Regions from separate parts of the Mus musculus genome. Here all the other regions are linked to region 2. The links are chromatin loops, found by intact Hi-C in ENCODE. Cell type or tissue: gastrocnemius. All regions are shown on one strand. Each heading gives the region's core, and the rest is flanking DNA. Links, peaks and the distances in the headings are about the cores only. Region 1 overlaps Phex (phosphate regulating endopeptidase homolog, X-linked). Region 2 overlaps Sms (spermine synthase). Region 3 overlaps Phex (phosphate regulating endopeptidase homolog, X-linked).

What was found. Hi-C counts contacts between places; a loop is a spot of excess contacts. Peaks named below come from ENCODE experiments on the same cell type or tissue, not always from the same donor. Only the 100,000 strongest peaks of a DNase experiment are listed, where the experiment ranks them.
Region 1: it touches region 2 in a loop (2.7-fold over the local background); 2 of 42 quality-filtered maps call a loop at or near these places.
Region 3: it touches region 2 in a loop (3-fold over the local background); 2 of 42 quality-filtered maps call a loop at or near these places.

What each region holds. Positions count from the first base shown.
Region 1 is chrX:157,305,116-157,315,602 of GRCm38, forward strand. Phex (phosphate regulating endopeptidase homolog, X-linked) reads right to left here. Exons shown (of 22, transcript NM_011077.2): 12 at 5,754-5,855. Among named protein-coding and RNA genes, the nearest start is that of Gm25795, 11 kb to the left of the region's middle. In gastrocnemius, for the core only: a CTCF peak has its summit at 2,425 (motif pointing left); DNase peaks (open chromatin) are centred at 1,070, 2,042, 2,357, 2,609 and 2 more places.
Region 2 is chrX:157,449,817-157,460,303 of GRCm38, forward strand. It overlaps Sms (spermine synthase), which reads right to left. Exons shown (of 11, transcript NM_009214.4): 8 at 6,178-6,292; 9 at 5,018-5,097. Among named protein-coding and RNA genes, the nearest start is that of Gm24281, 24 kb to the left of the region's middle. In gastrocnemius, for the core only: CTCF peaks have their summits at 4,839 (motif pointing left) and 9,036 (motif pointing left); a DNase peak (open chromatin) is centred at 4,824.
Region 3 is chrX:157,324,428-157,334,914 of GRCm38, forward strand. All of the region lies in intron 11 of Phex (phosphate regulating endopeptidase homolog, X-linked), which reads right to left. Among named protein-coding and RNA genes, the nearest start is that of Gm25795, 30 kb to the left of the region's middle. In gastrocnemius, for the core only: no CTCF peak of the experiment used is centred there; DNase peaks (open chromatin) are centred at 4,048, 4,441 and 5,595; H3K27ac peaks cover 57 bases.

The DNA.
Region 1 (10,487 bases), core at 994-8,993, 150 kb before region 2:
AGGACCACTTCATGACTCTCTATTAAATAACCCTCCCCCACCAGCACAGCCTCCGTAGCATCCCTGTGTCACCCTAGGTATGTGAAAGCACGTGAAGAAAAGGAACTGCAGCTGATCACCCCCTCCCTTCCAGAATCTGCAGCTCCCAGCCCATTTCCTGGCACATTCTTGGTGTGCTACAAATGCTTGTGGCATTGAGTTTGCTGAGAGGATGCTGGTAACCCGACTCAATGAAATGCACTATTGTCTTAAAGGCAGGGAAGCATGAGAAAAGGACCTAACGCAGAGGTTGTGTCCTCATTAGTGGTCTCCTTAGGGACAGAGCTAGAGACTAGGATTAAAGCACACGGTGTTTGAAAGGGGTGGGGGGTGGTCAAAGAAAGAGGTCTTCAAAAGCAAGAAGGGAAAGGAAGGCAGGCAGCAAAGGGCATTTTTGCCAGAAAGCTCAAGCCCACGGGGTAAGCTCCCAGGAACATTTATAGGGCATGTGAGAGGCAGGAGAAAGAAGGGCAGGCACTAGCCGCCTTCCAACAATTGTTGGCTAAGGGCCAGTGAGGAAGGATGATGGCATGGTGAGTCTTTTGGATGCAGTGCCACTCACAGTAGACTCCATAGGGACAAGAAAGACTTTGGGCAGAATGAAGGGGCAGGCAGTTAGAAGTCAGACAGGGATGCAGTGAAGAAGTAAGGACTCACCCCACCCCTGATCTTGAAGCAGGTGTGAGGAAATGTGCCCTATTCACAAGCTCCTAAGTGCCTCAGGTGGAAAAGCACACCCTCAGAAACATGGGCTCCGAGGGTGGTAGTCAGGGTCCTAACTGGTCAGTACAGACTGTATGCTATGCACACTGCAGTGCCTGGGATTAGCAGAGTTTAGTGATAAAGGCAGAGAGGTGAGGTGCACTTTGCTTTGCTCTCTGCAGTGGAAATCTTCCTACCTCACTCGAAGCCTGTGCGTGGGAGTCGTATGCCTAAGGAGTTGGGAACATGCAGCCAACTTCTCTGTACCTGCTGTGGCCAAGGCCACAGCTACTCCCTCATGCCACCCTCAGGACACTGCCTCCCCAGGTCTTCCGTGCTGGTATTTCTTTTCTCTGGGCATGGGCTGACAAGCTTCGACCCCAGATGCAAAGCGCACAAGGAAACAGTTCAGAGGTGGTCCAGCACTGAGCTAGGTGATTAATTCAGCTGGGGAACAAGTCTGAGCCACTCTCAGGAAGCTGCTCCTCACATCTGACTCAGAACTGGCCAGGGAGACCAAAGGCAGCCTGAGTCTCTTCCATAGTGACCTTGGGGGGACTCCTCCTCTGTTCCGGACACTGTAAATCCTCCAGAAGACACCCCAAATCACCCAATTATCACTATATGCCTATTCAAAGGCTCTATTAACCAGAAAAACAGCAGGCATCCTTGTTCTTTGCTGAAAGAAAAAGACAAAAAGTGACAAAGACGATACTGGAAGGGTTTGGAGGAAGGAAAAGGAAGGGAGAAATGATGTAATTATATTATAACCTCAAAAAATATTTTTAAAGAGCACATGCTTGCAGGAAATGCAGAATCTTAAATAAAAATGGGTGCTTATTTCCCAATATTAAATTTCCACTTGAAATCAACACGGTGAGTTTCAAAACACAAAAGTACCAATGACCTCTCTCCAGGGAGGAGCAGGAAAAGGCAGGGAGACAGAGATAACAAATTTACCCTTCAAGGAAGCAGAGACATCCTCATTTATCTTTTACAGTGATCACTCCTAGCAAAGAGGACAACAAAGCCCATTCACACACTTCTGTTTTGAGACAGGGTCACTGTCACAAAAACCAAGAGGTAAGGCCCTCAGACCACTGCGAATATGAGTCTCCCTATCACTCAGTTTGGTAGTTTTGGTCACAAAAGAAAGCTGAGGTCAACACATCTTAGGTGGCACTTTAATTAGCTGCAGTCCGGAGCTTCATGGTGAGAGAAAGAAAAGCTTTAAGCCCCTCACAAATCAGAACATTTTTTTTTCCAGCTTTCCCAATGGGTAGCCAAGTGACTCAGCATCAGCCCAGTGTGGGCACTATTATTGATGAGAAATCTTCCGCCTGGGTGATATACTGCGTACAGCACATGTCCAAAAAACAGTGCCAAGTCATACCAGGAAGAGAAGGCAAATTATTCACCTCCACTTCAAATGCAGGCAAATCCTCTCTTAATGCAGCAGCTTCTCCATATCAGAAAGACAAAGCAGGGAGATAGAGATTTCCATCTAAGACTCAAGGAATTATTAGGCAGAGCCTCTTCTTTCTTGTTGACTATTAAAAAGGCAATCAAATTGAGGAAAGCAAAAGGGAAAAGGGGGTGGGGGGGGGCTCAAAAACCATCCCAGAGTGAAAAGCCACACAAAAGGCTGCAGTTTCTCTCTCCTTTGTTAGTACTGTGAGCTCCACCTAGAGGTCATTTTTAAAATCGCGAGTTAATTCAAGTTAGGAGAAGAAAATCTTTGTATTCTGGGGTTTAGGGCTAGCAGTGACTGGGAGAACTGCTGGAGATCCTTGGACAACACCCCATTTCTTATCTTGCATTACTGGGACTTCTCTGAACCTTAATATACAATACCTCCTAGGGGAGCCTAATGAGATCCAGAAGGACGACTGCCTTTGATGTTTGTGCCTGTCAGAGCTGCTACTGGAGTTCCTGGCAGATTGAACTCAGCTCAAAGAAAGCAGAGTGTTCAAAGAATACTTTTAGAAGGAAAAAGTGACAGTTCTAGTTGAAATGAAATAAAAGACTGGCGATCAACCCAGAGGGCCAACAGAAACATGTCTAATATTAGAAGGACTGAGAATAGTTTCCTTAAAGAAGGACTCATGGACCATTTGCTTAGAAGACCCAGCTACAAGACAATCTTTGCCTAACTGAATGTCAGCAAGCACTTGAAGTACTCTTAATTTCTATTTCTGAAAAGCTGACTACAAGCTTCCAAATATCCATAACTCACTCATTCATAGCTCTCTCTCTCTCTCTCTCTCTCTCTCTCTCTCTCTCTCTCTCTCTCTCCCTTCCTTCCTTCCTTCCTTCCATCTCTCTCCCTCTCTTCACACTAGTCATCCTATGAAATTGATAGTTTAGAACCTCAAGCTACAACAAAGAGCACCTAGTACACTGAGCATTCAACTGTTCAATGCAAGACACATCCTGCCCCACACATCAAAAGCTACCTTTTAAATTAACCAAGCCTTCAAGAAACAACAATGTGGTGTTGGTGCCAAGAGTTTCATCTACCATATGGAGAGTGTCTCACCACAACCCGTATGTTCCTACCTCCTCCAGCCTGTGGTGTACATGACCTAAAACAGCTTTGACAGATCTTGAATGGAGAAAAATAATTTAAAATTACTCATTGTCCTCTTCCAAGACCACCACCAATACTATTCAAGGTCTTTCTTCTTTGTAAATACTCATCTGCCTTTTCAATCCTGTTAACTAAAACATCTAAGATAAGGTATCTCAATCTCAAGAGTTACTACAAACAAGGTTCTACAAAAAACTTGTGCCAGAAGATAGGGGACTGCCCAGAAATTCTATTTCAACAAGGCTACAGTGAGAATCTCCTTGCTTCTTGACCCTAAGGCAAAATTACTGGTGTAAGGAATGACTCAAAGCAGTGTGTCTAATGATAATATTAAGAGATGGGTATGAATACAGATATACAAAGAATGCTATACAAAGAATTAACCAAATCAGGAGCTGGTTCTTTGAGAAAATTCAACAAGATAGATAAGCCCTTAGCCAGACTAACCAGAGGGCACAGAGAGAGTATCCAAATTAATAAAATCAGAAATGAAAAGGGAGAAATATCAATGAAATATATCTCAAAATAGTTATTCTGTCCGGAAATATTATTGATAATTTTTCTCACTGTGCTTGAAATTAGCAGGCGGATTTCTGAGTCCGAGGCTAGCCTGGTCTATAAAGTGAGTTCCAGGACAGCCAGGGCTATACAAAGAAACCCTGTCTCAAAAACCAAAAAAAAAGAATATGAATATGAATATAAAAGTTGAACAATTTTAATGTATTATTTGATTCTCAAAATATTAAATATTATTAATATGTTTGATGTATAAAATGTATTTAAATAATCAAAATCTTTTAAAAAATTAATACAGATATGGATGCTTGCAGCTAACCATGGAATTGAGCACAGGGACCCCAATGGAGGAGTTAGGGGAAGAACTGAAGAAGCTGAAGCGGCCTTATCTGGCATCAATGGGAGGGGAGGCCCTTGGTCCTGTGAAGGTTTGATGCCCCAGTGTAGGAGAATGCCAGGAGGGGGAGGAAGGAGGGGGTGGGTGGATGGGGAAACACTCTCATATAAGCAGGGGGAGGGGAGATGGAATAGGGGGGGTTGCAAAGGGGAAACCAGGAAAGGAGATAACATTTGAAATGTAAATGAATAAAATATCCAAATTAAAAAAATATATATATCACACAGATGGTGCACAGAAAAAAAGAAAAGCAATGTAGCTATATGCATGACTATAGCTTGAGGAAGAAAAACACTATATTAAATCAACATCCTTTCAAAGAGCCATCACCAAGTAAATTGTCTTTTAAATTATGGAAGTATACACTTTTACTGAAATATTTCTGGATTTTAAATTTGTGCTAAATTTCAAATGTTCCAGATATTTCTACTTTGGTTTCTTATTTTAAAAATGTCAACTCTGAAATATGTAAAAAATCATCTCTGGGAGTTATACCTACACTAGGGGATGTTTAAAAACATGCTTTTGGATACAAAATAAAGTATTAGAATTTAAAAAGAGAGGGAGAGAGACAGAGATGTGTATGGCTAAAATCACAAGTATATAGACTTCTGATTTAAAGTAGTCTTTGCCAGTAAGGTGCCCAGCATGCTCTTGCATGTCCATGTCCCATTGATGACTGCTATCATCAGAAAGATTTCAAAACTTTGTCTACAAAGAAGTGTTCCTAATTTTAGAGTCTCTCAGTTACAGAGTAGAATCTCGGGCGAAATGGTAAAGGCATGCTCTGGCCCTGCCCATTTGAGTTTCAGCTCCAGAAGAATATCTCCAACTCAAGGTGGACCCCCTCATTTATTTGTAGACGATATAGCTATGCAGAATTGCCCTGTTTATTCCTGTATTTTGCTGCATACCATCAGAGAATTTTTACCAAGTGTCTATAGTACCTGCCATGGTCTATCACTCATGCATACCTTATAAGCATGCCCTTTGGGCCATTTGTGGAACACGCTGGCTTAGGAAGTAGATGTGTGCTTTACTACAGGAAAATATTTGCCTCAGGACATTTGCACACATCATGCACAAATGGAGAAGACACATGGACAATATGGGTTTTTTTTTCCTTTGCAACTTGAGGGCCCTTCTGCCAGCTGCTTCCCGTGGCTCCCCACTGCTCGACATTCTGCCATATCCAATGATGGTTTATAGCAAAATTCACTAGGCAGAAAGCCATGTGGCTTTTACAGGCTGCAATTAGGAGTAAAACAAAGGCTGAATTACATGGCATTTGAAAATGCAGTTAGGGAAAGAATAAGTCAGATCTTATTTTCTGTTACCTCCTGGTGATGAAATCTATGTGTTCATCCAAAAGCACACACCTACCTCTGGGGTCATTTGGAAACAACAGCTCAGTCAATAAAAATAAATAAATAAACTGTACAGTCAACATCGAGCATGAAAATCCATTAAACAGTGGGTTTTTTTTTCTTCCATCCAAAGAAGTCCTACCTTTTCTTGAGCTTTCCTTTTTGTCCCTGCATCCATCCATTCATTTTCTTTCTCCAGCATGTCAATGAAGGCCCAGCGAACACCCTCAATCAATTCTTCCATCTATTAGAAAATACCCAAAGAAGCAGCGTCAAAGCCAGAAACTTCAGCCCAGGTTTCCTTGACCTGAATCAGGTTACAAGAAAATTACTTCAAGGTTCAAAATGGGGGGGGGCAGTGTTTCTTTCAGTTCAATTTCATGCTCTGACATTATTTTGGGAGGGGGGGGGCTCTGTAAACAGATGATGCAAGGTGGTGACAGTACAAGTTCCATAATTTAATAAGAGCTGAGGAGTGTAGCTCAATGAAAAAGTGTATGCCTAACAAGTGCAAGGCCCTGGGTTCTATCCCTAGTTCCAACACACCACACTTGCACACACACACACACACAGAGAGAGAGAGAGAGAGAGAGAGAGAGAGAGAGAGAGAGACAGAGAGACAGAGAGACAGAGAGACAGAGAGACAGAGAGACAGAGACAGAGACAGACAGAGACAGAGACAGAGTTTATCAGAACCAGAGAGTGCCAGGCAAAAGCACAGTCTGTGATTTTTCAGATAGACATTGCCAAAAAAAGCGAGCAACAGTTGAAAGAAGTGTTGTTTAAAAAGAGAATCATGCTGGGATATACAGCACCTCAAAGGACATCATGCCAACATGAATCAGATTTATGTGAAGACCCCCAAATCTCTCTAAATTCAGGGCCAGTAGTGAAACCAAATGCTTAGTTATCATCTATTCCCTTCCTACTGCTCTCTCTCCTCCCTTGCAGCCCAGCAATGTCTTATTCAGATCTAGAATGCTGGGTACAGGCAGCATCTGTAGAATAGAAGTTTTCTGAAAGGCCTTTCCCCAGACATTAAAGAATGAGATCACATCCATGTTAAGAATATATTTTCTTTGCTGACAACCTCTGCTGGGCCATAACAGGGATGAGGAGACTGGGGAAAGAGAGCCGTTGCTGCAAGGGCACGAGGAAACCCTGCTGTGTTTGGATGCACACCTCAGAACCCTATTCACCTGCACATTGCCTTGACTGCCTTAATGGTATAGCCAAAAAAAAAAAAAAATCAAACGCTGGAGCCTGGTTCCAGGATTATCTTTACTTTTGAGATCATGAAGCTATAGGTCAATTGTTAATATTCTTTCCAAACACCCACTTTGTTCTATAAGGAATTGTCAGCATAAAACTCCCTCAAAATAATTTCTCTCTGTTTAATAAGTTTTCAGTTATGTTTTCAGTTCAATAACAGTTGTAAGGGAAGCAGAGCTGTAAATCAGTGGGCTAAGTTCCACCGTATGTAAATAAGAACAAACAGCAGATGGAGAAGGGGGAGCTTCACAGCTATTTCTTCCAATTTAGTAAAAACACTAAAAGAAAGAGAAAGCTCAAGTTGGGATCCAGGCGTGACAAGAACATGAAATGATGGAAGAAAAATAATCCCGTTAAAGTAATTAAGTCATAATTGCCACTGTCGTGTGCATATTGGAATCTCAAAGGAGTGCTTTTAAAGTCCTGATTTTAAAAGTGATTACAAATTAATAAATATATAATTTTCACACCCAGGCATTAGGACAGCAGTGACACCAGTCTAAAGTTCAGCCTGGGAAGTGGGAGTTTTAAAATCTCCACAGGTGAGTCCTATGTACAGACAAGATTAAACCCCATGAGCATCTCAGGAAGCCACTTATTTTACAAATAAGGAAGTTAGAAGATGATGACCTATGTAATCTCAGACAGCTAATGAAAGCCAGAGCCAGACTTTGACCACAAAACCTAGATGACAACTGTGAGTACAGAGCTTCTAGAAGTCAAAAAGATTCGAATCAGAAGAAAATGCCAAGGAAGTAGAATGTAACTAAGAGTCAGAAGCAGAAGTGACCATTTCTAACAGGAAGTCGGACAAGAGAGGTACAGAAATGACATGGAGCCTCCTAGAGGCTACATCTTTTGCTCGTAGCAAATTAAGCCACCCTTAAATCTTGTAAGCTTTTCAACCTAGCATATTACCTGCATGCAGAAAGAACAAGGCCATATTCCTAAACCAGGGAAGGATACCAGGGATGGAAAGAGGTGCGTAGAGTTGACATATTTAGTAGCCAAAGAAATAGAACTAGATAAGTAATGGCATATGGAAAGGTGAGAAAAATCAGGGAGATGATCAGTTCTCAGGATCCAGGCAAGAACAACGTAGCAGATATGCTCACATTCTCTAGGAGGGAAACAGAGAGAGAGAGAGAGAGAGAGAGAGAGAGAGAGAGAGAGAGAGAGAGAGAGAGAGCTGAACCATAGTGTGATGAGGAGTACATGAACTTCTAGACAACCAATTTATAGAGCCAGTAGAGGAGATATGAAAGAAAGAGAGGAAAGGAGGAAGGGAAGGAAAGGGGGAGGGAGGGAAAGAGGGAGGGAAGGAGGGAGGGAGGGAGGGAGGGAGGGAGGGAGGGAGGGAGGGAGGGAGGGAGGGAGGGAGGGAGGAGACATAGGGATTAACCCAACCCAGAGGGCTGAGGCTTGGGACTGTGCAATGTTTACTTTGATGTTTTTGTTGGCATTGCTGCTGCTCTCTGTGTTCCAATACCAATGGATGCATGAAGAAGGAGAAGACTGAAACTATGCCAAAGGCCATAAAAGGTTTCTGAGAAGACAGAGTGGGAGATGAGAACCAAAGATTATGTGGAAAGATTCATCTTAGATGTAAGGCGGGATTATGAGAGGAAGAAAGGATGAAATGTCATAAGAATCTCCGGAGTAGAGGGCATGTAATCGTAGCTTTTCTCGGTGAAATCTGGCCAAGATGTAAAACAAGGGTTTGTCTTTAAAAAAAAATTCTATCCCTTCACGCATGGCCATAGACATCCTGATAGGTTGAGCACTCTGAGAGAAAGGGGCCTTTCACATATAACAAAAGAGAGAAATCAAAGGTTTCCTCTCTATACCCTAGCCAGCATGCAGTCAATAAGGGTGGGAAGCATCCAACAACTAAGCAGAGAGCTGATCTCCCCAAGGAAATAGGTTTTTGAAGTAAACTGCATTAAAACTAAAATTTCATTATGTTTTAAACAATCAAAATGAGACAAAATAAACACTGCCCAGGCCAAAAGGATCTCTGGCGATTAGGTTTGTTGTTGTTTTTCTGGTTTGTTTTGTTTTCTTGGTTTTTTAGATTCCTTCAATAAATTTTGAGGTCATTTATTGTCTTCAGTGGCATTTTAATGACATATACACTATTTGATAAAATCAGGCTAAGCAGCTTGTTTTCTTTTTTTCTTTTCTTTTTTTAAAATTAGATATTTTCTTTATTTACATTTCAAATGTTATCCCCTTTCATAGAAGCTGCCTTAGCCACTCCAAGGTATTATAATGACTATCAAATGTATTAAAGGCTTAAGAATAGAATTTTCCATAGGTTTTTCAAGCTCTTTCTCTGCACCCTGCTGATTGGCATTCCAAGTGGAAATACACTGCAGCAAATGGCAAATGGATTTCGGCTCATTGTCTGAATGAAGAATGACAAATAGTTTACTCTTATGTGGCATTCCTTTCCCCCTCCCGCTTCTGTCTACCTTAAATCAATACTTTGATAACTCACTCTCTTTGTGGCTTTCATCAATGTCAAAATGTAAGCAAATCACTTCACTTCTTGCCACACTTGGTCCTTCTTTGTCCTTGAGAACCCCCATCTTTCCCCCCTCTCTTTCTTTTATGGATTTATTCTATAACATTTTCTGTGACATAATACTGAACTACCCTAACAGACTTTCAGACCAAGAGAAATCTTTGAAGATGATTAATGCCATTGGTTGGCATGCCAATGCAAATGAGATAATGATTTTAGCATGTTGGAACCAGGAAGATAAATCTTAGAACACTTTTGATTTTTATCACTGGACAGAATCATACAATAACATTATCTTTAGTCAAATTGTACACCCTGGGACAGCAAAAGCCTACCATAATTTTCAAATGAAGTGGGAGAGAGAAATAATATTTCTTCTTCAAGCCCTGACCTAGTGCCCCAAAAGCCATCACGTAGCATTAATGGAAATCACTTAAAGTAGGAGTCAGCAGGTTAAGTTATGCACACAAAATGTTTATTTAGAGTCAGAGACCAAATTGTAACATACAAGAATTAACTAAAATATTACTGTGATAAATCTGCAACATTCAAGTTAAGGGGCCTCTAGGTAAAGCATTTGTTTCAGATTTTCTCAATCAACACTCAAAATACAGTTCATTTGATTGGTCTATGGCAGTGGTTAGCTCTCTTTCTCAACAATGAGTATTTAAAAATAGACTCTTTTCACTCTTTGTACCCCATGAATTGAATCATAATATCCTATATCAGACAATAGAAAGTTGCACATGGCTACCCCCACACTATCTTCAGGGTAATCTCGGTGGAGGGCCCCAAGGTCCCCAGAGGACTCTCCACGCTGCAGGCTCCCTAGCACACAAGGATCTTGAGATCACTGGTGAGTGGAACTCAACATCACTTCCAAAAAAACCTGGTCTTGTGCTAGCAGCAACAGGTCAAAGGACAAAGGCAGACCCTAGCACACCCAGAATCATTCGATCACTGAGACCAGTCTATGCAGGAGAGCACGTGGGCAGCAGAAGCAACAGAGCTTCTTGGACAGGGTCCCTTCCGGCCTTCATACCCAGCCAGGAGACAGAGCTGAGACCCAGACCCCTG
Region 2 (10,487 bases), core at 1,557-9,556:
CAAACTCAGACATTTGCCTGCTTTCTGCCTGCCAAACACTGGGATTAAAAGCCTATGTTAGTATACCCAGCTTTAAAAAATTAACAAAAAAGAAAAATGACAGCAAAGGGGCAGGAGAGACAACTCAGTGGTTAAGAACACACACCAGGGCTGGTGAGATGGCTCAGTGGGTAAGAGCACCCGACTGCTCTTCTGAAGGTCAGGAGTTCAAATCCCAGCAACCACATGGTGGCTCACAACCATCCGTAACGAGATCTGACTCCCTCTTCTGGAGTGTCTGAAGACAGCTACAGTGTACTTACAATAAATAAATAAATAAATAAATAAATAAATAAATGAATGAATGAATGAATGAATGAACACACACCAGGGGCTGGAGAGATGGCTTAGCGGTTAAGAGCAACTAGCTGCTCTTCCCTAGGTCCTGAATCAATTCCCAGCAAGCACATGGTGGCTCACAACCATCTGTAATGGGATCTGATGCCCTCTTCTGGTGTGTCTGAAGACAGCTACAGTGTACTCATATACATAAAATAAATAAAATTTAAAAATAAAAAAGAACACACACAGGGAGTACAGAGACCTCGGAGTTCAGTTTTCCACATTCATATCAGGCAGCTCACAAATGCTTAACTCCAGCTCCAGGGAATTCAATATCCCCTTTTGCACTCCACAGGCACCCATACTCACAAACACCTAATAAAAAACAAAATTTTCAAATGATACTAATGGATTACTTCCAGAAAGCAGTAACTTTCAGTGTGGATTATACATGTCTAAAAAGTACTGATAACGAACAGTTCATTATTATGGGAATGGTCAAGAGTTTGCTTCATTTTTCACCGTAGTGTTACATGCCCATTTTTGTATGTAACAGACAGTAGGGGGATTTAAGAAGGGGATTAGAGACAGAAGGTAGGTGGTCAAGTCCCGGGACCTTACTTCTACTCTCAAAAATGCATACTCCGAAGTTCTGTGATATAACAAGGCTGTCTTCAAGCCCCCGGGGTGATACCAATGATGTCACAAATCTGCCACTGTGGCACAGCAATGTGTGGTGGGAACATTCAGTTTTTGCAAATCACCACATAACATCCTCATCCCATTATTAACCTTCTCTATTTTTCTGTTACACATTCCAGCCAAGGGCAGAAGAAGAAGGCAAGAATCAAGAGTTATCATGTCTCCAGGCAGTGATAAAACCATAGCCATAGTCTAAGGGTATAAACTATAAAAGGTCAGAGGTAGAATTCTTGTCTAGCGGGCAGGAAATCATCATAAGGAATGAATGAGCTCTTACTCTTGCCCCTCTCTCTTGCCTATTGCTCTCTTGCCTCTCCCTCTTGTGCAGCCTCTCTCCCCATTCCCTCCACCCTTTTCTCCATGTGGTCATGGCCTGCCTCTACTTCTCCAATCTCTCCCTCTTTTGCCTTTCTCTTAACTTCCCTCCCTGAATAAACTCTATACTAAAAAAAAAAAAAAAAAAAAGAATGAGTGGATGAATGAATGAATGAATGAATGAATAGTGGTGACTTATTTCCTGCAAGGCTTATGCTCCTTAGTCCATGTGAATTTCAGTGTGTGACACATATAGCCAAACACAAGACAAATCCCAAGGGTATCACAAAACAGTATCACTTTCTATATCCAATGAAAGCGAATTAGAAAACAGAATGTATGTCATTCTCAACAGTGATGTCTTCTGAATAATTGTTAGCAAAGAACATAGCCTTGAACTTGTGATCTAGAGGGTTAAGAAAGAAACAGTTCATAAAAGCACACTGTCAAAGTTTGAGTCATTAGTATTTGCACATGCTATACTCTTGTGGAACACTTCTATTAGTTGCCCACACTAACACACAAGTTCTCCATAGCAGGCAAAGAACAAAACTACTATACTTTCTTTCTAATGCCATCTCTCATCTACTCTAAACTGACTGGTTTACAGAGCATCCATATTTAAATCCCCTTGCGTCAACCTCCCACATAGTTGGGATTATAGGCAGATGTCATCATGCCCAGGTTTTTTTCAGTCTCTGTACTGAAACAGAAGAAGCTCTGTATTGAGTGAAGTCCTGGGTGAATGAGTACTGTTGACATGGGCATGCCTTGCTCCCATGGGAATGGAAAAGCCTTCCCCAGGCGAGATTCACAGAGATGGAAACATCTCCTTCAGGGGTCTGAGTGCTAGTGACTGATCCATGTATACAAAATTAGCAACAACTTCTTCCTCCCAGATGTCTGCAACCTACCAAGCAGAAACCTCCTTCCTATGTAGTCTAGCTAACTTCTCCCCGCTCTGCTGCACATAATAAAGCACGGTGAGGTTCCACATTAAGTGAACTTTGCCAGAATGCCCTCAGCCAGTCCTGGCAAGGCTCTATTTGGTTGTAGAGCCTCATATGCTTCCTCAATTAAACTGCATGAGACTTTCTTTTAGTTGTGGAAATTGAGGGGAACTTCTACAGTAAGTATGCTCCCCAAAGCCCAAGTCATTGAATCTGCACTGCCTTGTTTGAGCAGGTTCCACCATCAATATCCTATATAAAACAGAGGCCTGTAACCTCCTCTGTAGTGGGCCAGACAGACCACATTTTAGACAGCACAGACGGTGAGGCCTCCTCAGCAATCCTCACTGCTGCTGGAGCACAAAACAAACAGGCTGTTTATTAAGAAGTGACAAACAGAACAGGCACGCACACTTGGAACTGTGTGTATACCCTGCCTTAAGCTAGCAAGCATGCACAGGCTTTGCTCCCAGTGGGAAGAGGAGGAAAACAGGACAAGCTAGGCCTTTCAGTGTCTCGGTATTCTAACTTCTCTCCAGCAGCATTATTCTCAGATCCCATGAAATAGCCAGAATAAACTAGAGTGTGCAGATAAACACTTCCTCCGGAAAAAACCGACCGCTACCTCATCTAGATATTTAAATAGACCAATAATCAATAGAAGTTCATCGATAGGTTCTAAGTAACAGTTCAATAGGAAATTTCTGCCACGAAATTACACAGTATAGGGTTGACTATGCTAATGATTGTACAGTGTATATTTCAAAATGTTACAAGGAAGAAGTTGAGTGTTTTCTCCACAAACACACTGATATATACAGAAGAGGACATGTGTACTTAGCCTGATTAAACATTAGATAATATATACATGTAGGTAAACATCACATGGTAACTCTTTGATCATTTTTTATGTTTTAATAGATAAATAAAAAATTAAATGCAAGTTAAAAATGTATACTAGCCTAATTGATACATCTACAATACAGCTCCTGAACCTAAGATTCAGGGAATATTACAAAATGAAAGGTGTAGAAAGATTTTAAGAGACAGACAAAAATGTACTGTGACACAACTGTGTCACCCCTGATACCTTAGTAATGTGGCTGTTGAAACAACACCTGAATGACGATGGCACTAATAGACATGATAGTGGGAAAGGGGGAATCTCATGGGGCCCCAAATTCTAAACAAAGAACTAAGAAATAATGAAAGTGGAAAACAGTCTTACATAGGAAAGAGCACACCAATTATTTATGCAATAACAAACACTCAACCCTGAAAACATATATATGCAACTAGCATATAGACTGTTTATTTATGTGTATGTATGTAAGTGTGTTATCTCTATGTATATTAGATAAGTATGTATCTAACAACAAAGAGACCATGAACTTGAGGGAAAGCAAGTGAGGGAGGGGGGTGTACATGAGAGAAGTTGGAGGAAAGGAGTAATTATGTCCATTAAATTGTACCAGGGCTATAGAGATATCTGAGCAGTTCAAATCACTTGTTGCCCTTGCAGGAGAATGGAATTCAGTTCCCAGCACCCAGTACAGGAGCCTCACAAGCCCCTGGACCTGTGGCTCCAGGAGATCTGAAACCTCTGGCCTCTGCAGGCAACTGCACTCACATGTGCATACCCACAGAAACATCCACATAGAAAGAAAAGAAAAGAAGAGGGGAGGAGGGGAGGGGAGGGGAGGGGAGGGGAGGGGAGGAGCATGGACTATTTAGTAAAATTAAAACATACACTTTAATGGAATGAATTACTGAGAAATCAATATATAAAATTGGTTGTAAGATAAAGTCCTTTTAGGTCGTGGGGATTGTGGACACAGGACAGAGAACAGAAATCTGCTTATGATGGTCTGTAATCAAAATAGTAAACTTATTTCAGATTAAAAATGAGGGGAGGGCTAGAGTTTGTGTGTTCCTGAGGAATATTCTGAAGAAAACTCAGAAGAATTCAGAGACCAGAGAATAAGAGCTGAACATGGTCATTAATTAAGTATTTTTTGTACCAAGTAATGAGACTGGGTTAACAATTAGTAGGTCACTTTTTAGGAATAAATACAACTTTTTTGTTTTTGTTTTTTTTTTTTGTTTTGTTTTTTTGTTTGTTTGTTTTTTTGAGACAGGGTTTCTCTGTATGGCCCTGGCTGTCCTGGAACTCACTTTGTAGACCAGGCTGGCCTCGAACTCAGAAATCCACCTGCCTCTGCCTCCCCGAGTGCCGGGATTAAAGGCGTGCGCCACCACGCCCGGCTACAATATGCTTTGTAACTACCTATTATATAGAGCTACCAAAGACAAACTTATACCCTAAAAAATGAAAAGAACTATGAAGCAAAAATTTGCTTCTATGTGGTATCTGCAGCTCACATTAGTCTGATGTGGCAAGGCTGCTTCAAGAGTGTGCTGCTAAATGGGCTTTTCCCTAGAGATGAGCCTAATGAGTGAGGGGAAGGAAGGGAAAACAAAACCAAACCAAAACCAAACCAAAGCCAACAACAAACCACAGTCTGTGTCTCCACCTGCTGGTGCAGTCTCATACTGCAGCCAGGGCCAACAAAATCAGCATGATCTCAAAAGATGACAGAGCAGAAACCAACTACAATTCAAAGACGTTGTTCTTGCCATAGGTGAAATTCAAGAACATGCAGTCAAACATGCCAATATTGATTCTTATTGACAATCCAGGGAGAGAGGGTGGAGACTGACTGGTGTACCTGTGTGAAGTATTTTCCATCCTGTTTCAGAACCTTCATTGACAGGTCGAGAATCAGTCTGAGGAAATCCCATGTGGAATCTGGATGTGGAAAAGATTGTTTTATAAATATGATTTTCATGTATCAAATATCCACTCATAGTGATAAAAAAGAAGAGATCGAGTTGAAGACCATCTTTGGCTAAATAGTAGGTTTGAGGTCACCCTGCACTACATGAGACTTTAACTGAAAAAAATAATAAAATACAAAAAAATATCTAAAGAACCTTGAGCTTGAAAGGTTGTTCATGAATAATAATGTACAATCATATAGCTGGTTTGTACACACACCAATGCAAACACCAAGGTCAAAATCAAGTGCACATCTATTTAAAACTTATCACACCACCAATAAAGACTTAACATAGGAGCTGGGAGTGTAGCTCAGTGGTGAAAAGCTTGTTCATCTGCAGGAGATCCTGGGTTCCATCCCCAGTACTACTCACAGGTAAATAACAAAGACTGCTCACAAAGGAGGAGCTCAAATTCTTAAAAAATAAAAAATAAAAATAAAAAAGCCTGAGTGAGGAACAATCTAGCTTCAACCAATGCCAAAACTAAGAATGTCTTCAGACAGCTTTCAAATTCTATAACAGAATTACTGTAACCCACCTAACGTGGCCACCAATGCATGTGAAAAATCCTTGATTTGTGACTTTCTTTTGTTCTACAATTATAAAACCATGACACCGTTACCACACTGGAACACAGTCTTACACTAACCTGAATCCACATTCCCTGACCACAGCTGCTCATAGTTCATTCCAGAACAAACTCTTACACCTTTTGTAGGATAAGCTGTGTTTTGGCCTGGAGGGAGTGGCACTATTAGTAGGTGTGGCCTTGTTGTAGAAGCAGGCTTTGAGGCACCTACATATAAGCTGGGCACGGTAAGGCCCGTCTGCATTCCCAGCTATGGGGAAGTAGAGACAGTAATGCCTACTTGATTTAAGTTCTAGACTCAGTAGGAATCCCTTTCTCAAAAAATTAAGAGGGAATATAATTTAATGACATTCAATGTTGACCACTGGCCTCACATATGCACATGAATGTGCATACACACGTGTGCCCACATTCGAGCATGCACATATAAGAGTACTAAAAACATAGAACACAATCTACCTTCTTCTGGAGATGTAGAGATAGGGACAGCTGTCAAATCATTAATCACATAATCAAACTCTCTCCCTTCTTTGGCGTACATCTTCAGTACTGGGATACAGTCTTCTATAAGAACCTTTCAGAGAGAACAAGATCAGACACATGAGTCAACAGAAATGGGTATGTCATTAAGCACTTATAAAGGGAAAATGCAAGCTGGGCTTTAAATCCATAGAACCAGCCCATGAACAGAGATCTTCACCTCTGTTAATACCAAAAACTGTTTCAAAAACAAAAGGTCAGGCCGTGCAGTGATAGTGCATGAGTTTAATCCCAGCACTTGGGAGGCAGAGGCAGGCGGATTTCTGAATTTGAGGCCAGCCTGGTCTACAGAGTAAGTTCCAGGACAGCCAGGGCTATACAGAGAGATTGTGTCTTGAAAAACAAAAACAGGGGGCTGGTGAGATGGCTCAGTGGGTAAGAGCACCCGACTGCTCTTCCGAAGGTCCGAAGTTCAAATCCTAGCAACCACATGGTGGCTCACAACCACCCGTAATGAGATCTGATGCCCTCTTCTGGTTCATCTGAAGACAGCTACAGTGTACTTACATTAAATAAATAAATAAATAAATAAATAAATAAATAAATAAATAAATAAATAGAAAGAAAAACAAAAGAAGGAAAAGAAAAGAAAAGAAAAGAAAAGAAAAGAAAAGAAAAGAAAAGAAAAGAAAACCTAAGGTCAGGACTTGATACCAACACCATAGAAAAGTTCACCTGACACATCTGTTTCCTTTACTAAAATTGAAACCATGTACATCTGATCATGTACAGTAAATTACTCTATGTTCTACTCCTTGACTTTAATATTCCTTTATAAGCATAATCATATTAACTCCCCTCAGTTCCCAATTTAAAAAGGCTGTGTTTTTCTTTTCTATCTTCGTTTTTTGTACCTAGGGCTTGAGTTTACTGAACTTTCCCTTTCGTTGGTTTGTAGGGTTAGTTGACTTCGTTTTCAAGCAAGAGGATGGCCCAGTTAAGCCAGTTTTGCTTACTAGAGCTTTCCCCAAGTGAAATAAAATGCATATTGGATATGTTAAGAGTGTGTTGGAATACATACTATAAATTCAAGCTCCCAAACACAAATCTTATGTGTCTACACTCTGTGTCTGACTTCCTATTTGATTAGAGGGCCTGGAGCAAATTACCAATGAGAAGGAAAAGTCTCTCTCCACAATGACTACTGTGTGAATTTCTCTTGGCTACTTTTACACATTCATTCTAATAAAAGCAACTTTGAAAGCATTCGTTGGTCTCACTCCCTTGGGGTTCTGATGCCATTTAGAAGGAGGATAAATGAGAAGCCCCTGAAACTGTTCTGCTGTCACGCCTCTCCACCGACTAACGACATTTCCTGTCTCAGGAAAATCTTCCCATCGTGCACATCGGCCTCATCATACCTCTTGCTAAGTTTACTTCTAAGTACTTAGCGGACTACTTTGAGTGCGATTTCCTGTCACACGTCTCCCAATTTCCTTTCAAACTGTTCTGCATTTAACAGAGAGAAAAATTAATCTTTCCTAAATCACTCACAACTTTAATCACTGAGCCAATTTCTCAGAAATCACAGAGATCAGCATGGCAAATTTCTTGGACTTTTCTAACCATTTTTATCCCCTATAATTATTTCATTATTTTTATGACTTGCATCTTCCTATCTTACTATATTAGTGACTTCAAAATTAATGATAATCTCAGATACACAACACTCATAATTTGGTTCCTGCTTCCAATGAAAATGACTTTTTTCGACTTACTCCAATTTTTACTTTAGCATTTACTGTTAAAATTAAGTCTCTGATACTTTCTATTGTATTTTGGTAGATTACCTCTATTAGAATGTCTTTTGCTATGGGTACCCAAGTATATATGTGCATGCAGGCGTCAACCAGAGGTCAAACTGAGGTTTTATAGGGTCTCTCAGTAGCCTGAAGCATTCCTATTAAGACTGGATGGAGTAGCCTAGGGAGATTATAATCACATGCCACTATATACTCGCACACCCAGCAGTTTTATGTAAGCGTTGGTATTGAACTCAGGTTTTCATGTTTACACAGCAAGCTGTTACCAACTAAGCTGTCTCCCTAGCTCCTATAGCAATTATTATTCAGAATGAGTGATAAACATTCTGACACTCTGTCTTTTACTATCATTAGTTATGTTTCTCCTTTGCGTTATTTATGAGCCCGGCAGTGGTGGCTCACACCTTTAATCCCAGCACTTGGGAGGCAGAGGCAGGTACATCTCTGAGTTAAAGACCAGCCTGGTCTACAGAGTGACTTCCAGGACAGTCAGGGCTACACAGAGAAACCCTGTCTCGGAAAAAAAAAATTATGAAATATAACTAACTTGTTTTATCATTACTTTATTACAGTGCATGCGTGCGTGTGTGTGTGTGTGTGTGTGCGTGTGTGTGTGTATGTGTTTTACTAATTAAACTGAGGTCATCAGGAGGCTTGGAGGCAACTGCCTTTACCCACTACATCATCTCAATAGTCTAATAACAAATTTCTTAAAATTCCCCCCTTTAATTTTTTTAAGCTAAATTCTATTTGAGTATAATAGATTAAAATAATAAGTTGCTAAGTTTAGCATCTTTTACTTGATAATTTTATATGTGTGTACATAAACCAAATGTGTGCTCAGGTGGATCTGTCTTCTCCCAGACAAGGCTCCCACCATGCCTGAAAGCTTCAGAACCCTCAGTAAAAAAAATAAAATAAAATAAAAATAAAAATAAAAGGGGGGGGGGGGAAGGAAAGGAAAAGAAAGGAAAGGAAAAAATTCCAGGCTCCCCCTGGTGGTTGCTCTAAAATACTCAACAGTGCCATCCTCATTGAATAGAAACAATGTGATTTATTATTCAAAGTTCCCAGACCGGGTGGCTTTAACACTATTTAGTCACATATCCTTCCAGTCCATTGCCAACTGTACACCCAAAGCCCGAAGAAATACAGCCTTTTACCCTCGCTGCCCACAGCTGAACACCTGGCTCACAGATGGTTCATCACACCACCTACGTGTGCCCTAAAAGTTACAGAACTCATTTAAGAGACGACTACTGGTCAATCTCCCATTTCCACCACACCCCTATTAACATCTAGATTGTCTTGATGTTCCAGGTTTATTCTTCTGGTCACTCATTAATCTGTACACACAACAAAACCAGGGTGACAGGATTCTGCACTTCTACCCCACAACCTTGAATCCATTCCCTTTAATAGTTCAGTTCTTCTCAATATAAGTGCATGGGGTGGGGATTCAGTGCAGCAGGTAGGGAGGGGGTCTGGCCAGTTCTTTGTCAGCCATGGTAACTTTGAATTCAGTGTCAAACAGTTCAACCAAAGTTCAGCAAAAAGCCGGGCGCGGTGGTGCATGCCTTTAATCCCAGCACTCGGGAGGCAGAGGCAGGCAGATTTCTGAGTTCGGAGGCCAGCCTGGTCTACAGAGTGAGTTCCAGGACAGTCAGGAGTACACAGAGAAACCCTGTCTAAAGAAGAGAAAGTCTTTAGGGCGTGGTGGCACATGCCTTTAATCCCAGCACATGGGAGGCAGAAACAATCACAACTGCACTTTAAGGCGAACAGAATTCCTGCTCCAAATTAAAATGCCTGTAACAAACTCAAATTTAAATGTGCATACATTAGGGAAGAAAGAAGTGCTGGGTAATTGACATCCCAAAGTACAACACTCATCCAAATTGCTTATAAATCTGGAGATGCACATTTCAGATTCTGTTCAATTAAGTATTTGCTTGGGCATCTTGCTCTAACAAGCTCTCATGTCTATGACAATGAAATATATGCATCTGCACACATCAGAGTGGTTGCTCAACTTTCAAGCACAATACAATTTAGGACAGAAACAAATTGCTTATTTGCAACATTTTAATCAACTACATCTACCAATTAAAAATCTAAATTCTGTCTGAAAGACCAAGACTTCAAGACATTATTCAGGGTAACAGCAGAAGGTGGTAGATTCTACATCATTTAAAAAGTACATGACATCTTTTATACCAAGATTAACGTAGATCTCTCAGTGGTAGTGGGTGTCTAGCATTCAGAATGGCCAAGTTTAATCCTCAATAACAAAAAAAAAGTAACACAATAAAATCTTTACTAGAGGCTTCTTTCGGTATGTGTACACTGTCTACTGTAAATATGAACAGATACTAAGTTCACAGAGACTGTCTTCTTAACCAATTATAGCAAAAGGTACAGGTCCAATTGATGACTTCTGGTCTATTTTCAGTCAATTTAAAAGTA
Region 3 (10,487 bases), core at 1,530-9,529, 130 kb before region 2:
AGAACTAGCAAAAGCCATCCTGAAATTAATACAGAGACAAAGAAGACCCCAAACATCTCAAATAATCTTGAGAAAAAAGAGCAAAGCTGAAGGCATCACAATATCTAATTTTGAGACATACAACAAACACATAAGCAAAGCAGCATGGTATTGGCATGAGAACAGGCACACAAGCCAATGGAACAGAACAGGAATGCCAGAAATAAACCCATGCATCTAAAGCCAGCTGATTCCCAACAAAAGGCCAAAACATACATTTCCCTCTTCAATAAAATGGTACTGAGAAGACTGGATATTCGTGTGGGGCGGGGGGGTTATGGGGGACCTTTGGGATAGCATTGAAAATGTAAACGAGGAAAATACCTAATTAAAAAAAAAACACATAAAACCAGAGACACTGAAACTTATAGAGGAGAAAGTAGGGAAAAGCCTCAAAGATATGGATACAGGGGAAAAATTCCTGAATAGAACAGCAATGGCTTGTGCCGTAAGATCAAGAATCAATAAATGGGACCTCATAAAATTGCAAAGCTTCTGCAAAGCAAAAGACACCGTCAAGACAAAAAGGCCACCAACAGATTGGGAAAGGATCTTTACCTATCCCAAATCAGATAGGGGACTAATATCCAATATATATAAAGAACTCGAGAAGGTGGACTCCAGAAAATCAAATAACCCCATTAAAAAATGGGGCTCAGAGCTGAACAAAGAATTCTCACCTGAGGAATACCGAATGGCAGAGAAGCACCTGAAAAAATGTTCAACATCCTTAATCATCAGGGAAATGCAAATCAAAACAACCCTGAGATTCCACTTCACTCCAGTCAGAATGGCTAAGATCAAAAATTCAGGTGACAGCAGATGCTGGCGAGGATGTGGAGAAAGGGGAACACTCCTCCATTGTTGGTGGGATTGCAAGCTTGTACAACCACTCTGGAAATCAGTCTGGCGGTTCCTCAGAAAATTGGACATGGTACTACCAGAGGATCCCGCAATACCTCTCCTGGGCATATATCCAGAAGATGTCCCAACCGGTAAGAAGAATACATGCTCCACTATGTTCATAGCAGCCTTGTTTATAATAGCCAGAAGCTGGAAAGAACCCAGATGCCCTCAACAGAGGAATGGATACAGAAAATGTGGTACATTTACACAATGGAATACTACTCAGCTATTAAAAAAATGAATTTATGAAATTCCTAGGCAAATGGATGGACCTGGAAGGTATCATCCTGAGTGAGGTAGCCCAATCACAAAGGAACTCGCACAATATGTACTCACTGATAAGTGGATATTAGCCCAGAAACTTAGGATACCCAAGATATAAGATACAACTTTCCAAACGCATGAAATTCAAGAAGAACGAAGACCAAAGTGTGGACACTTTACCCTTTCTTAGAAATGGGAACAAAACACCCATGGAAGGAGTTACAGAGACAAAATTTGGAGCTGTGACGAAAGGATGGACCATCTAGTGATTGCCATATGCAGGGATCCATCCCATAATCAGCTTCCAAATGCTGACACCTTTGCATACACTAGCAAGATTTTGCTGAAAGGACCCAGATATAGCTCTCTCTTGTGAGACTATGCCAGGGCCTAGCAAACACAGAAGTGGATGATCACAGTCAGCTATTGGATGGGTCACACGGCCCCCAATGGAGGAGCTAGAGAAATTACCCAAGGAGCTAAAGGGAACTGCAACCCTATAGGTGGAACAACAATATGAACTAACCAGTACCCCGGAGCTCTTGTCTCTAGCTGCATATGTATCAAAAGATGGCCTAGTCGGCCATCACTGCAAAGAGAGGCCCATTGGACTTGCAAACTTTCTATGCCCCAGTACAGGGGAACGCCAGGGCCAAAAAGGAGGAGTGGGTGGGTAGGGGATGGGGGGGTGGGTATGGGGGACCTTTGGGATAGCATTGAAAATGTAAACGAGGAAAATACCTAATTAAAAAAAAAAGAAAGCTTGTACAACCACTCTGCAAATCAGTTCCTCAGAAAATTGGACATAGTACTACCGGAGGATCCCGCAATACCTCTCCTGGGCATATGTCCAGAAGAGGTTCCAACTAGTAAGAAGGACACATGATCCACTATGTTCATAGCAGCCTTATTTATAATAGCCAGAAGCTGGAAAGAACCCAGATGCCCCTCAACAGAGGAATGGATACAGAAAATGTGGTACATTTACACAATGGAGTACTACTCAGCTATTAAAAAGAATGAATTTATAAAATTCCTAGGCAAATGGATGGACCTGGAGGGCATCATCCTGAGTGAGGTAACCCAATCACAAAAAAACTCACACAATATGTACTCACTGATAAGTGGATATTAGCCCAGAAACTTAGAATACCCAAGATATAAGATACAATTTGCAAAACACTCAAGAAGAATGAAGACCAAAGTGTGGACACCTTGCCCCTTCTTAGAATTGGGAACAAAACACCCATGGAAGGAGTTACAGAGACAAAGTTTGGAGCTGAGACCAAATGATGGACCATCTAGAAACTGCCATATCCGGGGATCCATCCCATAATCAGCTTCCAAACGATGACACTAGCAAGATTTTGCTGAAAGGACCCAGATATAGCTGTCTTTTGTGAGACTATGCCAGGGCCTAGCAAACACAGAAGTGGATGCTCACAGTCAGCTATTGGATGGATCACAGGGCCCCCAATGGAGGAGCTAGAGAAAGTAACCAAGGAGCTAAAGGGATCCGCAACCCTATAGGTGGAATAACAATATGAACTAACCAGTACCCCCAGAGCTTGTGTCTCTAGCTGCATATGTAGCAGAAGATGGCCTAATTGGCCATCAGTGGAAAGAGAGGCCCATTGGTTGTGCAAACTTTATATGCCTCAGTACAGGGGAACACCAGGGCCAAGAAGTGGGAGTGGGAGGGTGGGGGAGCGTGTGGGGGACTTTTGGGATAGCATTGGAAATGTAAATGAAATAAATACCTAATAAAAAATTACATATCTCTCTCCCTTTCTCTCTCTCTCTCTCTCTCTCTCTCTCTCTCTCTCTCTCTCTCTCTCTCTGTGTGTGTGTGTGTGTGTGTGTGTGTGTGTGTGTCCATCTATCTCTAGCTAGCTAGCTAACTCTAGCTCTAGCCCTATCCCTATCTCTATCTCTATCTCCATATACTATTGAAGTAGAACAGAGAATGATTCCTCTACATCAAACTACTTCAAAGCACTTTATTAGTGAAAAGGAAGAATGGACATTATTATTAGCGTTCATAGTTAACTAAAAAGGTAGAGGGCATATTCTCAGGAAAGGGCAACTCATCTTAATAGAAATGCAAACATTAAATGAATTCATAAATATTACATATTAATTGATTCATTAGGCTATAAATATTTATACAAATGAGTTTGAATTAGCTTCTGATAAAAAATATAATAATGTCATTGAAATAAGTAAAAACTGGACTTACGATGGAAGCAGAACAAGTGGCTAAGCCAAAAAAAAATCTAAGCACAGAAACTGCCGGGGTTTCTGGCAGCCAAGTGAGCTAATAAATCATATCACACTGTCAGGACTAGCAAACTTGCATAGCCATTAAACATGTTGGAAAAAGAAAAAAATAATATCCCATTATTTGGGCCCAAGTAATGCTATAAAGCATGTTAGTGTGGTGGCATAAGAGTTTAGCATGTCCGTTCATGCTAAAAGTCACACAGCTGTAGGACTGAGCTAGGAACAGGAAGAATATCCTTTTCATTGAATATGAATATACAAGCGCTTTCCTATCTTATAGTTTATCATGTCCTGTTTGCCACTTTGCCACTCTCAGAGGGAATGGATCAGAAACTAGAATAATATTTATAAGTTAACTGTGTCATCCTAATGGCTCAGCTCTTGATAACTACACCCTTTCTCCCGGAAAGTAAATGTGTTTGGTTATTCCCCATATTCACATCTGATTAAGGCACAAATACTTTCTTGCAGTAACTGAATCTCCAGTCCCAGGCGTTTGCACTGCAGAGTTATGATCCAATTTGCCTGCCCAGATGGTGACCAATAAAATGTGGCAAGAGCAACACTGTCCCATGCTATCCCAAGTTGTAGACAACAAATGTGAAAAGTGGGCCAAATGTGTCACAATCATGGCAGGACATTCAAGGCCAAAGCCAAGAATAAATGTCCACACTTATTTCAAAAGAATTCCCAATGAGCTATCTAAATTACTTCTTTTGCTGGATGTCATTTTTACCAAAGATTGCATAAGTGAGTTGTCAACACTAGGGTCTGAGAATATTTACTGCAACAAGATTCAGCCCATAGAGAGTTGTGAAACCTGGATCTGTTATAAAAATTATATTTGGCTCCTTGAGTAGTTTCTTGAGATTCTGCTATGAGCCAAACTAATGTTAAATGATAGGGCAGCTTCTGGGATGTGGCCAGGCCATTGGTATTAAAAAGATCTTTATTGCAGGGATGGAAAGATGGCCTGCCAGTTAAGAGTACATGCAGCTCTTGCAAAGGATCACAGTTGGGTTCCCAGTACCTACTAGCAAACATTCATAACTCCAGCTTTAGAGGATTTTACACCCTTTCCTGGCCCCCACAGGCACCCACATGCATGTGCATGTCCTAACCCAGAAACACACACATACACATAAGTTTTAAAAAAAAAAAAAAGTCTTTTCTTAAAAAAAGAAACAGGGTTTTACTCCAACTGAAAGCTCTTAGGCAGGAATCAATGGAGGCCTAGTAATGACAAAAGTCCCTGTATTTCTCTCAGTCCAAGATAGATTAGAAAGAGGTGATATGCATGCAGAAGATTCCACAGCCTATATCAAAATTTTCATATTATAAATTCTACCTTTCCTGTTAATGGTAGGCATGACCCACAGAAGAAACATGTGCTAACGTTGACTGGCTACTTACTGTGCATGATGGATTGTACTGCCCCAACTATAAGGATTATATCATTTAATCCTCACCCCCAAACCAAAAAGGCAGGTACTATTTTATCTCTATCTGTGATAATCTGAAATTGTAGCTTTAGTTTTGCATCCTTTCCTTTACCCACAACCTATGCTATATGGCTTTAGATTGTTTCACTAACAGTTCCAGCTCTTCTGGTCCTGACTTTGGGCTTGCTTTGGTCAACAGGATGTATTCATGGCATTTTTATTATCTACTTGTCTGAGTGATGTGATAAAATACCTGGCCAAAAAATAGGGGGAAAGAGGAAGGGTTGACACTGGCTCTGGTGTTATCATGGTGATGAAGACATGACAACGGGGCTATGGGGAAGCTGGTCACATTTTATCACAGTCAGGAAACAGAACAATGAAGGTTTCTTTATATTCAGCCAGGGGTCCCAGTCCATTGAATGATGCTATCCATACTTGAGTCTTTCCTCCTCAGCTAAATCTATATTCTCTCAGTGGGGTGTTTCTAGAGTGATTCTAAATCTAGTCAAGATGACAATGAAGATTGAGCATCACAGCCTTTATGTCAGTTCTGAGCCTGAAAGTCCGGAGACCTCACGTGCTTCTGCTTGCTCACTTGCACCTCTGCCATCACCATGGGTGCATGCCCAGGCTAGACAGATGATAGAAGGAAGACACATGGAGCAGGGCCTAGTTGTCTCAGTCACTTCTGCCAAAACTAATCTTGATGGGCCAACCCCCAGACATTTGAGCATGCACAGCCAAAATCAGCAGATCTGTAGAGGGGACCACCACGGACTCCAGATGCACCACAAGTAATTGCTTTTTGCTAAATGCCAGTTTGATTCTGTGAGTAATTGTTACACTGCATTCTTCTAGCAACAGACACTCGTGGACAATTTAGAAATATGAAAATAGGTTCAAAGAGGTTAACTATTTTTCCCAACTTGGTAAAAGTAGATACTGATTTTGAGATACCAGTGCAGCAAGGTTAATATTCTAAAACCCAATTCATTTCATTTTCTCTACTTCAGACAGGTCTTCAGCAGAGTTTCTCTAAACACTGACCCTGTCGCTAGCTGGTACTATTTGCTAGATGGACTAAGCAAGGACACTCGGTTGACAGAGTATTTATTCTGTGCATAATCTGTGTTCAAAGGAACCTTTTTTCTGCATAATGATCTTCCTGAGAGCATCTGGCATGAGCACTGCATGTGTAGGGAACAAAGAACCACTGAGTATAAGGGCAGTGCTTTTATGCATGACACTGACTTTCAGGTGACTTCTGCCATCAGCGTTAGAGTTACATCTCATTTACTCAACCACTGAGAGAAATGGTGAACAAGGGAATTAAAGAACTTAAAGAATATTAATGGGAGCACATCAATTCAATTATCTTGGCTCACTGATGAGGTGAGCTCCTACTATATGGAGGTTTCAAGTTCAAAGTTACCACTGCAATTGGACCCGTGTGGATATTTAAGTCTTTAACACCAGATGAATCAGTATGAGGTAGGAGGAGAATTCCATTCTTAGGCTAAGAATTATACCAGAACTGTTCAAAAAGAGAGTAGCTCAGACAAATAGAAGACACTGTAGTCATCTGTAGGTCATCTATGGCTTTACTAGTTGGAGGGGCGGGGTGGAAACTTCTAGAGTACAAGAACTGAACTGTTCTAAGCAATGAATAAAACTCATATTCTTCCCCTAATCATCTAAATATGAAGTATAATGAGTCCATTTACCTTCCATTTGAGAACTGGCAAATATTCTCCCTTTGACCAAACTTATAGTCAGTCTCCTATGAGCCGTTTTTTCAGTTGAATCTTAACACTGCCCTCCTCCCTAGCCCCCACCCCCATCCTATGCTTACCAGACCTGCCTTGCCGACTTTGAGCAAAACTTCTGCTCAACAGAGTTAAAAGGAATTTTCAGTATTCAAAGTCTCATCACTCCCAGTATCAGATCTCCCTGTGCTTAATATCTGGCTACCTTGGCCTACCTATGGCAAGAATAAGTTCAGTTAAGATTTTCCTTCTCTCCATGTCCCTTCTCTTGGAACTTTGCCATCTAATGGCTTACTGGCTGTAAACCTCTTGGTTTCTTTGCTAACAGGCATGGTTGAGTGTCAGCTCCTTTTTTTCTTTAGCAAGAGAGATGATGCCTATTGCAGTAGTTCTAAACAAAGCCTGGTGTTGTTGTGGGGCTGCAGAGATTAATTTAGCAGTTAAGAGTGCTTATCGCTCTTGTGGAAGACACAGCTTTGGTTCCTAGCACATGCATGGTAGCTCATAACTGCCTGAAACTCCAATCTCAAGGGACCTAATACCCTCTCTTCTAGCCCCAACAGGCTCCCCTACACATGTGATACACAGACTCAAACAGGCTCACACACATACAGATAAACAAAAATACATTTTTAAAAAGGTAAATAAAGAAGCCCTTATTAGTCTAACAAGCAACAAAAACTGTTGTGTTATTGTTTTCCTTTGATGGGATCTATTGTGTGATTAAAAGCAGAAAACATGAGCAGACAGCAAAAAATACCGCCTGGTGGATCTGAAATGCATGAGTGAAGTTAGGGTATTTGAGTACATAGTGCGTATAAAGAAATAAACAAGATATGAAGGAAGAATAAAACAAAACAAACACATAAACAAACAAATTCAGCTTAGCCAAAATGTCTGACTTTTCTAGAATTTTCTAGAAACTGGAAAAACTTCTTTTAAAAATTCATCACAATAAATATATTATTCTTTAATATGTATGTCCACATTTATGCTTAGTAACTATGGAATGCAAGTAATTTTTAAAAAAAGTTTTGAAAAGTATAGTCTTGGTTCACTGTTCCAAATATTAGAAATCATTCATTAGAATTGTATATGTAGAAAATACTGTAAATTGAGCTTGGTATGCAGACTAAACCAAAGACATGCCTACAGTGTTGTTTTACATCAAAGCTCTGACGGTCCTCTTGTTTCTTATTGTTTGCCTCTTTCTTTGGAGAAACATATGAATACAAAAATGGAATTCAACTAGTTGGATTTCAATTAGGTTTTACTGCCTTTTTCTTTAAAATGTTGAAATGCTAGAAACAAAACATCTTCTGTTTTCAGCCTCTAAAAATCTAAGAAATGGAAAATGGGTGCCTTTTGCTTTTGTATCTTATTGTTGTTAGAGTGTGCTTCCAACAAGTTTGAATTAATTAAATTAAATTGAATTTTAAAAGCCATTGTGAAGTCTCTGAGTTCCCCATTCTAGAAATTGATGCTGACACAGGTATCTTTCAGGGAAAAGCTAGCCAATACATTCTAGTCTGGCTTTTATGTGGCCCTAAAATGTCTGCGTGCCAAAGGCTTGCCCTCAAGATGGTGCTATCCCAACATGGTAGAGCCTTTGTATAGGACCTACGAGATACTTAACTCATCAGATCCCTGCACCTTCCTCTTCCTACCCCCTGTCTATAAGGTAAGGGCTGTGTTATACAACACGCATCTTCAATGAGAGGCTGTATTGTCACAGGTCAAAAAGCAATAGGGCCACCTGATCACAGACTGGAAGCACCACAGCTATGTGTTTGTGTGTGTGTGTGTGTGTGTGTGTGTGTGTGTGTGTGTGTGTGTGTGTGTGTGACATTTGTCTTATGTAAGCTAATTATTTCCAAAGTTAATTATAGTTAACAGAAACCTAATTCACAATAGAACATGGACTTATGCCAGATTAACTGGATTTAGACCTAACCTACGAAATTTTCATGCTTTTGGGGGAATTTATGTATACACTCCAAGCCTCAGCTTTGTCCATCTGGAAAGTGGAAACATTAATAGTAATCACAAGATTGATGATAAATGGCTCCACATCTGGAATGTGCTTAGAAGAGTACTGGACATATAGTTAAACCCCAGTTAATGTTGCTACCATAATCTTCATCACTAGATTTAATTATACCATGACTGTTGCACCAGATATCATGAAAATCATTTCTATTCCTTACTTTCCTAGGACTCTTCATGTGACCTCTATGAACATTAATCTAAGGCATTTCCCTGTGCATGTAAGGTAGCAGTTATGGACTGGGGAGATGGCTAAGTGATCAAAGTGCCGACTGTGCAAGAATAAGGACCGGAGTTCACATTCCCAAGGCTGCTAGTGTCTATCTGTGCTTAAACTTCCAGCACTAGATAGGTGTGGCTTGCCAGGCAGGGAGTTTTACCAAATTGGTGAGGCTCTAGGTACACTGAGGGACCCTTTCTCAGAAAAGTAAAAGAGAACACTAAAAAGGAAAATGCCTGATGTCAACCTCCCCTCTGGTGGCACGGTGAAACAACAAACCTTTACATTGGAGTAGGGTACTAAAATTACATTACTTTCACCTGCTTCTGCTATGCTAAATTTTTACTGAACTCTGATCTTAAGGCTTACACAGACAGAGCTTTCCCCACTGAGCCATCTTACCAGACTATTACTTTTTTTAAAAGAATTATTTATTTATTATATGTAAGTACACTGTAACTGTCTTCAGATACACCAGAAGAGGGTATCAGATCTCATTACGGATGGTTGTGAGCCACCATGTGGTTGCTAGGATTTGAACTCAGGACCTTCCGAAGAGCAGTCAGTGCTCCTACCCACTGAGCTGTCTCACCAGCCTCCAGCCTATAGCTTTCAAAAAACATAATCCCCAGGAAATTTAAACCTATACACAGGGTTTATATCCTTGCTCTGTCCTATAGTGTTACATCAAACCACAAAGACAACAAAGATCAAAAGAGGTCTCCCATATCCTTTCCGTCACTCCACTGGCCAGTCCACTAGGTACCATACAAGCAAGACTTGCAGCTAACATGTCTGTCCCATTCTCTGAATGGCAGAAGATTTGTTCTCCCCACCCCTGCCCCTTTAAGTGGCTCTGTGTTGAAAGACTCTCTTTTTCTATATCCTGTTTGTCTCATTGCTAATTAAATTGGCTAAAATCCAATAATTGTGTGAATGAAGGAATAAGGGCTGGGGTCAGTGTGCCTGCATTTACCCAGGTATACTTGCACTTAGAAAACCATAAAGAAACAGTAGTGTGTAATTACACACACACACACATACACAGAGAGAGAGAGAGAGAGAGAGAGAGAGAGAGAGAGAGAGAGAGAGAGAGAGAGAGAGACTCATGAAAAAGAAGGCAGTCCTAGTAGATCAGTGGGTTGGGAGAGGCATAGAGCTAAGGCAGCAGACAGGGATAAGAAAGAAGTCACTTTCCCTCTAGAAAAGAAACTTTGAAATGCATCATTTGCTCCCTCTCAGCTACAATAGATAACAGGAATGTCAAGGGATATCAACCAGAGGCCATTAGGTCAACCCTGTTGTGAAGATGACTCAAGAAACATTAAAAAACAGGCATCTGTCAGAAAAAAAAAATTACTATTTTTAAGGACAAATTCAATAATTTAGGGAGTGGGGCAGGATACAAGACCAGAGGCCCTCGCCCAGGATTTGACACAATCTCAATCATTTACAGTTTCAGAGACTGAACCTGAAGCATTGCTCACACTGTTACCGTTTGAGTAAACAAAGTATCAG